Linked DNA regions of Homo sapiens: region 2 is linked to region 1. Evidence: chromatin loops called from intact Hi-C (ENCODE). Cell type or tissue: tibial artery. All regions are shown on one strand.

Region 1 (4,000 bases):
AGTCATAGCTCACTGCAGCCTGGAGCTCCTGGGCTCAAGGGATCCCCCTGCCTCCGTCTCCTGAGTAGCTGGAACTACAGGTACATGCTACTGTGCCTGGCTAATTTAAAAAAAAAAATTTATGTAAAGGCAGTATCTTACTCTGTTGTCCAGGTTGGTCTTGAACTCCTGGGCTCAAACAGTCCTCCCATATGGGCCTCCCAAAGTGCTGAGACTGCAGGCATCAGCCACTGTTCCTGGCCCTTCTTAAAATTTCTAAAGATAAACTGTTATATGTCCATATTTTGTATATACTATTAAAAACCAGGCTTGTTTTTAAATGGGTTGGAATTCTTATAGCAACTACTCTGTAGTAGATATTTTGATGCTTAATCAGAAGTTTCTTTCTACTATTACTTAACTTTTTTATGTGTCTTAGTCTAATCCCTAATTAGACTGTATAGTCCAAAAGAATATCTTGGCCGGGCGTGGTACCTCACACCTGTAATCCCAGCACTTTGGGAGGCCAAGACAGGTGGATTACTTGAGCTCGGAAGTTGGAAACCAGCCTGGGCAACATGGCAATATTCTGTCTCTACAAAAAATACAAAAATTAGCTGGGCATGGTGGCATGTGCCTGTAGTCCTAGCTACTTGAGGGGCAGAGACAGGAGGATCGCTTGAGCCCAGGAGGTCAAAGCTGCAGTGAGTCATGTTCATGCCACTGCACTTTTGCCTGGATGACCAAGACAGACTCTGTCTCAAAAAACTAAAAGAATATCTTACATAAATAAAGCATTTTATAATTTAAAAACTGCTTTTACAGGAATTATTTAATTTTCACAATCATCCTCTGAGGTAGGTAGGTTAGGGGTTCCCCCATCTATAGCTGCAGAAACATAGATGCATAGATTTTCCCGAAGTCTCACAGTGGGTCACTAGTGCTGAAACTGAGGAAAGTCTCCCGACCCCCTTCAGTGTTTTCCACACTGGAGTATTCTATACGTAGGTAGCAGCTCCTTCTGAACTGACCTGATTGATGAGAGCCTGAGGGCTGGTGTAGTTCCATAAATCTCGTAAATCCTAAATTTAAAAGATGTGGAGGTTATCTAGTCTAGCCTGTGTGGCGCAAGAAATCTTTCTGTCTAGACTCCTGAGAGATGCTGTAGCTTTGAGTGTCTCCAGTGACAGGAGTCAACCCACCATTGTTAGATGGTTCTTGTTATTCGCTATTCTTTCACTATTTATTCATTCAAGGAATTATTTATTGTTATTTTTATCCAAAATCCAAGCTTTACAATCTACCTGAGTACATTCTTGTAGCTGACAAGTCTTTTAGTTATTTTGAAGGGAGATAGCATGTCTCCCTTGAAGAATACATCATATTTCATGGAGGTTAACCATCCTAATTTTTTTTTTTTTTTTTTTGAGACGGAGTCTCGCTCTGTCGCCCAGACTGGAGTGCAGTGGCACAATCTCGGCTCACTGCAAGCTCCGCCTCCCGGGTTCACGCCATTCTCCTGCGTCAGCCTCCCGAGTAGCTGGGACTACAGGCGCCTGCCACCACTCCCGGCTAATTGTTTTTTGTATTTTTAGTAGAGACGGGGTTTCACCGTGTTAGCCAGGATGATCTCAATCTCCTGACCTTGTGATCCGCCTGCCTCGGCCTCCCAAAGTGCTGGGATTACAGGCATGAGCCACCATGCCCAGCCCCTAAATTATTTTTATTGATCCTAATTACCTACATTTGGAACCTCTTTAGTTTGGCTTTATTAAGTTTAAAAAAGAGGATAGTTGTTTCTGCTGTAATATAATACATGTGTCCAGAGAAACCTGATTCTGCAGAAACCTAAACTGCTAATAACATAGCTTATATGGGAAAAAATAAAATAAGGGACTGGCCACTCAGAATGGATACAGTTGGGTAATCGGATGACTAACAATCCTAATAAAAATTACAGCACAGTTAAAAGAGATGTTAAATTCCTAGTTAATAGAAGCTGAACAGATTGTGCTGTGTTCTGACCATAGGACACAGTGGAACTATTGCTGCTGTTAATCTGGACTCTGTCCTATGAATACTTTCTGGAAGTGTAAGGAATTGCATTTTAAAATGTTGTTAAAATGAGTAAAGGAAGTCTCAGTTAACAATATTAAAAAATCATGTGGATAATAGGCACTTAAATAGTGGAAGAATGCACAGAGAAAAATGTCTTCCTGTGTTATCCCATTCTTACGATAGGTCCCATCTTTCAGACTGAAAAGCCTGCATTCTCCTGTTTTATTCTTTGGAGATCTCTTACACTGAAGATGTTTAAGCAGAATCTTACTTCCTTCAAGGAACTTCAGAAAGTTGATGATTACAATTCTAATGGAGTTACTTTTTCTTCAGTGGATAATGTTTCTGAAATTATACCAGCAGGATCTAATACAAAAGCCAGGGGTTTATTTAAAAAAAAAAAACAACACACAAACAAAAAGAAGAAGAAAAAGAGATTGTGATCTTGAGAAAGTATTTCTTATGAAGTCAGCTGATAAGCTGTATTTTAGAATGGTGGTTTATTTGTTTTTAAGGGGATATATTTTGGATGGGGACATTCATACTTTTATTTTCCATTTCTTCTTTAGAACAAACTGCCTATTTTATTGGCATTTTTACCTTCCTGTGGGTAGAACGGCCCATGACGGCAAAAAAAAAGCCCAACTTCATTTTGCTGCTGAAAGCATTATTATTATCTAGCTACGGAAAACTCTTGCTGATTCCAGCTGTCATTTGGGAACATGACTACACATCTGTGTGCCTCAAACTCATTAAAGTATTTGTTCTTACATCAAATTTTCAGGCAATTAGAGGTATGTTTATGTGTTTATTCTGCCTTCTCAGTTTTCAACCCATAAAAAGCTTAAAGCCTTGTTTCTGGGGTGCAGTTTTTATATAACCTGTTGAACACTGGAATTCTTCATCGCATAGTAATAATACCTAACACTTCTATAGCACCTTATACATAGCAGGTACTCAGTGTTTGTTACATTTAACCATATAGTACTTTATAGTTTTCAAAATGCTCTCATATGCATCATCTCTGTCCTGTGAGGTTAGTAGAACTGCCATTATTTGATTTTATGAATGAGCTCCTGGGGCTCTGAGGGTTAAGTGGCTTGTCCGACGTTACATGGCTGGGCAGTTATCAAGTCAGGAGAGAATGCTGAGTATCTGCCTCTCAATCCAGGACAATTTCTACTATATCAGGAAGAGCAGCCCTGTGTGTCTTCATTTTTCCCATATATTTTACATAGTGCTATTTTATTTATTTTTATTTTATTTATTTTTTTGAGATAGGGTGTCACTTGGTCACCCAGGCTAGAGTGCAGTGATGTGATCAGAACTCACTACAGCCTCTACTTCCTGAGGTCAAGTGATCCTCCCAACTCAGCCTCCTGAAAAGCTGGCCACAGGTATATGCCACCACACCCTGCTAAATTTTTGTAGAGACAGGGTTTCGACATGTTGCCAGCCTGGTCTTGAACTCCTGGGCTCGAGCAGTCTGTCCACCTTGGCATCCCAAAGTGCTGGGAACAAGCATGAGCCGCTGTGCCTGGCCGAAGTCCTATTTTAAATGAACTTATTACCTGATACTTTTTATCAGAATGCTTGTCATCTTGCAAACTGTGACACTGAAAGTATCATTTTGTTGTTGTTGTCGTTATTCTCTTATAGCGTTAGAATTTTTTGTTTTCTCCTTTGATATTCACGGGAATCTGCCGCTTGATATGAGGAGAAGGGGCTCAGTGTTTTGTTGTAAGTAGAGGCTTTGGTTCTCTAAAAATGTGTAGATGGAAAAGTGGGAGAAGGTAACAGCATAGATTAATAAGAACAAACATTGATTTTTCCAAAAACAGCTTTACAAAACAATTCATACTACCCGAAAATTTACATGTCAATATCGTTTCATTAATTCTGAACTTATTGGCTGCCTTCTCCTTTCCAGTGACCCTAAACATCAACCGTAAGCTCTCCTTCT
Region 2 (4,000 bases), 210 kb after region 1:
CTCTTTGAGACATGGCCACTAACAAAAGCTAGACCTAAGGGCTAGGGTTTATAAGGAAGAGGGTCTTACAGTAGGAAAAGTGTGGATGTTGCATGCAGACAGACCTGGATTTGAGCTGTGGCTCCTATATGGATTAGCTGTGATCTTAGACCACATTATTTAATTAGCAGAAAATAATGACATGGGAGAGGCAAAAGGCTATGCATTTGGGGGGTTGAATAGGACAAAGGTAACTTTGAAGCTAATGGAGAACAAGATCAATCTTTAGAAAAGTATCTTTGGGGGCCAGGCACGGTGGCTCACACCCGTAATCCCAGCACTTTGGGAGGCCAAGGCGGATGGATCACTTGAGGTCAGGAGTTTGAGACCAGCCTGGTCAACATGGTGAAACCCCATCTCTACTTAAAATACAAAAATTACCCGGGCATGGTGGCGGATGCCTGTTGTCCCAGCTACTCTGGAGGCTGAGGCACAAGGATCACTTGAACTTGGAAGGCAAAGATTGTAGTAAGTCAAGATTACACCACTGCACTCCAGCCTGGGTGACAGAGTAAGACTCTGTCTCAAAAAAAAAAAAAAAAGGAAAGAAAGAAAAGTATCTTTGAGGCCAGATGCAGAAATGTCTCACCCTTTGGAAAGACCAGAAAACAGCAGCTCCAGGAGGGCTAAGGAGTGGAAGATGCCAGCCTCAGGTGTGGGAGGAGACAAAGAAGTGGATGTGCCCGTGGCTCAATAGTCTTGTTGACCAGGTAGACCTTGGCAGAGTCAGGATGTTCCTGGTCAGTATCCTGGCTGGCTGCAGACCCAGGAAGCTTGCCTCACCAGGACCCCATCACGCCTCGCCGCCTCGCAGGCAGAGGGGCCGGGCAGCCAGTAGTAAGGCATTCATGCCCAAGTTGGTCAAGTTCTGTGAGCCAGCCATGACTGAATGTAATTTCCCTTTTTAATAACTTCTATTTGGTAAGAATTTTTTTTTTAATTTTTTGGCTGGGCATGGTTGCTCACACCTGTAATCCCAGCACTTTGGGAGGCCAAGGCAGGAGGATCACCTGAGGTCAAGAGTTCGAGACCAGTCTGGCCAACAAATAGGGAAACCCCATCTCTACTAAAATATATATATATATATATAAATTAGCTGGGCATGGTGGTGCATGCTTGTAGTTCCAGCTACTTGGGAGGCTGACGCAGGAGAATCACTTGAACTCGGGAGGCGGAGGTTTTGGTAAGCCGAGATCACGCCACTCCACTCCAGCCTGGCAACAGAGCAAGACTCTGTCCCTCAAAAAAATAAAAACAAAAATTGTTTAGAAATGGGGCCCTGCAATGTTGTCCAGGCTGGACTCAAGCGATGCTCCCACCTCAGCTTCCTGAGTAGCTGGGACTACACCTGGCAACAGCACTTTTAATGTCAATGTGTTTCCAGAAGCCATTTGCTAAGAGGAGCTTTCCAAATGCTAGAGGAGCCTGGTGAGCAGCATTGCTCTCTTTCAGGAAGTGTACGTCGGTAAGGAGACTTTGTGTACCATCGACGGTCTTCACTTCAACAGCACCTACAACGCCCGAGTCAAAGCTTTCAACTCTTCTGGTGTCGGGCCTTACAGTAAAACTGTCGTCCTGCAGACATCCGATGGTGAGCATCGGGATCTCTTAGTGGGAAGAACAGATTCATCATTTTATCCAGTGACAACCAGACAGCCACTTGTGGCAGCTATGATGATGGGGTAGGGGTGGGGGGTGGTGCTGGGCACGGCTGGGTTCTCCAAGGGCGTGCCCTTCTGGGACCACAGGCGGGCTCCCAAAGGACAAAGATTGACTCCTAGGGCCAACCCACATTTCATCCCGTGGACCAGGGGAAAGGATGAGCTGCTGAAGATGGGGGAGGGAGGAAGTGCAGGGCCGGAGGGGCCGGTTGAGGTGCATACGCCTCACCCTGCTCTGCACACACAGCTCTTTGCTGCACCCACATGGCCTACAAGCCACGAAAGAAACATTCATTTACCCCATTGTGCTGGACTAAATGTGAAGTAGCTAAGGGAGGCTAAACTTCTCCCACTTCTCAAGGGCTGAGGAGTGAGTAGGACAGTCCCAGACAAGAAAACTCCACGATAGATGCAGTGGGCCCACACCAGTCCCTACATTTGAGCCTTTCTCACAGCGGAAAAGTGCCCTTTAATCCCCAGCATCAGAGCTCACATCCAGTGATTTATACACCTACCTGCAGCCTTTTAGGTCTTGGGCAACAACAGCATGTTGATATTAATTCAGTGGAATTTTGATCATCTGAGTTCTTAGCAGAGAGCAATGAGAGAAATAGGAATCACATTCCAAAGAGAGTTCTGCTCCCCCAGGTGTGGCCCAGCCCAGGCTGCAGAGGCAGTTTCCAGCTCCCCACTGCCTCCAAGAAGAGGGCAAATCGTGCATTCATTGTTATCATTTAGTCCACACATCCTCTGACTGCCACAGCTGGATGGTCTCCTAGAGGCAGGGAGGAGTAGGAGCATGAGCAGATGCTGGTGTCAAAAGGCCCAGCCAGGGACACTTTTCTGAAAATGATGCCACCTGCAGAGTCACTTTGTACACCCCTAGAGGAGAGCTCGCTAGCTTCTGCCTCTAGACTCTCCTGCCTGCCCAGAGATGAGCGGTCCTTGCCCTGTGCATTGTGGTCATGACTTTAGAGTAAGGGACTCACTTCTATCAACCTGGGGGGTTGGGGAGCAAAAGGGGGCACCACCTGATGGGCTGCAAAATGGAGAATTGAGCTTTGTGATTTTGGCCACATCACTTCACCTCTCTGTGTCTCAAATCTCCCACCCATGAGGTGGCTCATCAATATCGATTTCCTCCTGTACTTTTTTTTTTTTTTTTTTGAGATGAAGTCCCACTCTGTTGCCCAGGCTGGAGTGCAATGGCACAATCTTGGCTCACTGCAACCTCTGCCAACCTGTTCAAGTGATTGTCCTGCCTCAGCCTCCCAAGCAGCTGGGACTATAGGCGCCCACCACCATGTCCAGCGAATTTTTTTTTTTTTTTTGAGACAGAGTCTTGATCTGTCGCCCAAGCTGGAGTGTAGTGGCGTGATCATGGCTCACTGCAAGCTCTGTCTCCCAGGTTCACACCTTTCTCCTGCCTCAGCCTCCCGAGTGGCTGGGACTACAGGCACCTGCCACCACGCCCGGCTAATTTTTTTGTATTTTTAGTAGAGACAGGGTTTCACTGTGTTAGCCAGGATGGTCTTGATCTCCTGACCTCGTGATCCTCCCGCCTCGGCCTCCCAAAGTGCTGGGATTACAGGTGTGAACCACCATGCCCGGCCACGAATTTTTGTATTTTTAGTAGAGACGGAGTTTAACCATGCTGGCCAGGCTGGTCTCAAACCGCTGACCTGAGGTGATCCACCCACCTCGGCTTCCCAAAGTGCTGGGATTACAGGCGTGGACCACTGCTCCCAGGCTATTTCCTCCTGTATTTCTAACTGTGAGCATTTGGAAGGGTTTTAGAAACCAAGACCAGAAAATGCATCTAGATTTGAGGTTTTGAGGCCTGAAAATCCTTGGCAAGGCCAGGCTCGTAGGGCTGGCAACTTGGATGAACACAGAGCAGGGAGTGTGTGCATGTGTGTACGTTTGTGTGTGTGTGCACGTGTGTGGTAATCATACAGGAAAGACCCTTCACTTCTGGGTGCCGACTTTCTAACAGAAGCGAATGTGTTTGTGTCTCTGAGCCGGTTAGAAACTACTAGCAAATTCCATCCCCTGACCCTGCTCCTCTCACCTCCTCCCTTTTTAGTGGCCTGGTTCACATTTGACCCCAACTCTGGGCATCGGGACATCATTTTATCCAATGACAACCAGACAGCCACCTGCAGCAGCTATGACGACCGGGTGGTGCTGGGCACAGCTGCGTTCTCCAAGGGCGTGCACTACTGGGAGCTGCACGTGGACCGGTACGACAACCACCCAGACCCCGCCTTCGGGGTGGCCAGGGCCAGCGTGGTCAAGGA

The links. Hi-C counts contacts between places; a loop is a spot of excess contacts. Peaks named below come from ENCODE experiments on the same cell type or tissue, not always from the same donor. Only the 100,000 strongest peaks of a DNase experiment are listed, where the experiment ranks them.
Region 2: it touches region 1 in a loop (2.0-fold over the local background); 4 of 110 quality-filtered maps call a loop at or near these places.

Annotation. Positions count from the first base shown.
Region 1 is chr1:230,993,154-230,997,153 of GRCh38, forward strand. ARV1 (ARV1 fatty acid homeostasis modulator) reads left to right here. Exons shown (of 6, transcript NM_022786.3): 4 at 2,607-2,831; 5 at 3,968-4,000. Among named protein-coding and RNA genes, the nearest start is that of ARV1, 16 kb to the left of the region's middle. In tibial artery, no CTCF peak of the experiment used is centred here; no DNase peak of the experiment used is centred here.
Region 2 is chr1:231,205,161-231,209,160 of GRCh38, forward strand. TRIM67 (tripartite motif containing 67) reads left to right here. Exons shown (of 10, transcript NM_001004342.5): 7 at 1,492-1,630; 8 at 3,787-4,000. Among named protein-coding and RNA genes, the nearest start is that of TRIM67-AS1, 20 kb to the left of the region's middle. In tibial artery, no CTCF peak of the experiment used is centred here; a DNase peak (open chromatin) is centred at 2,132.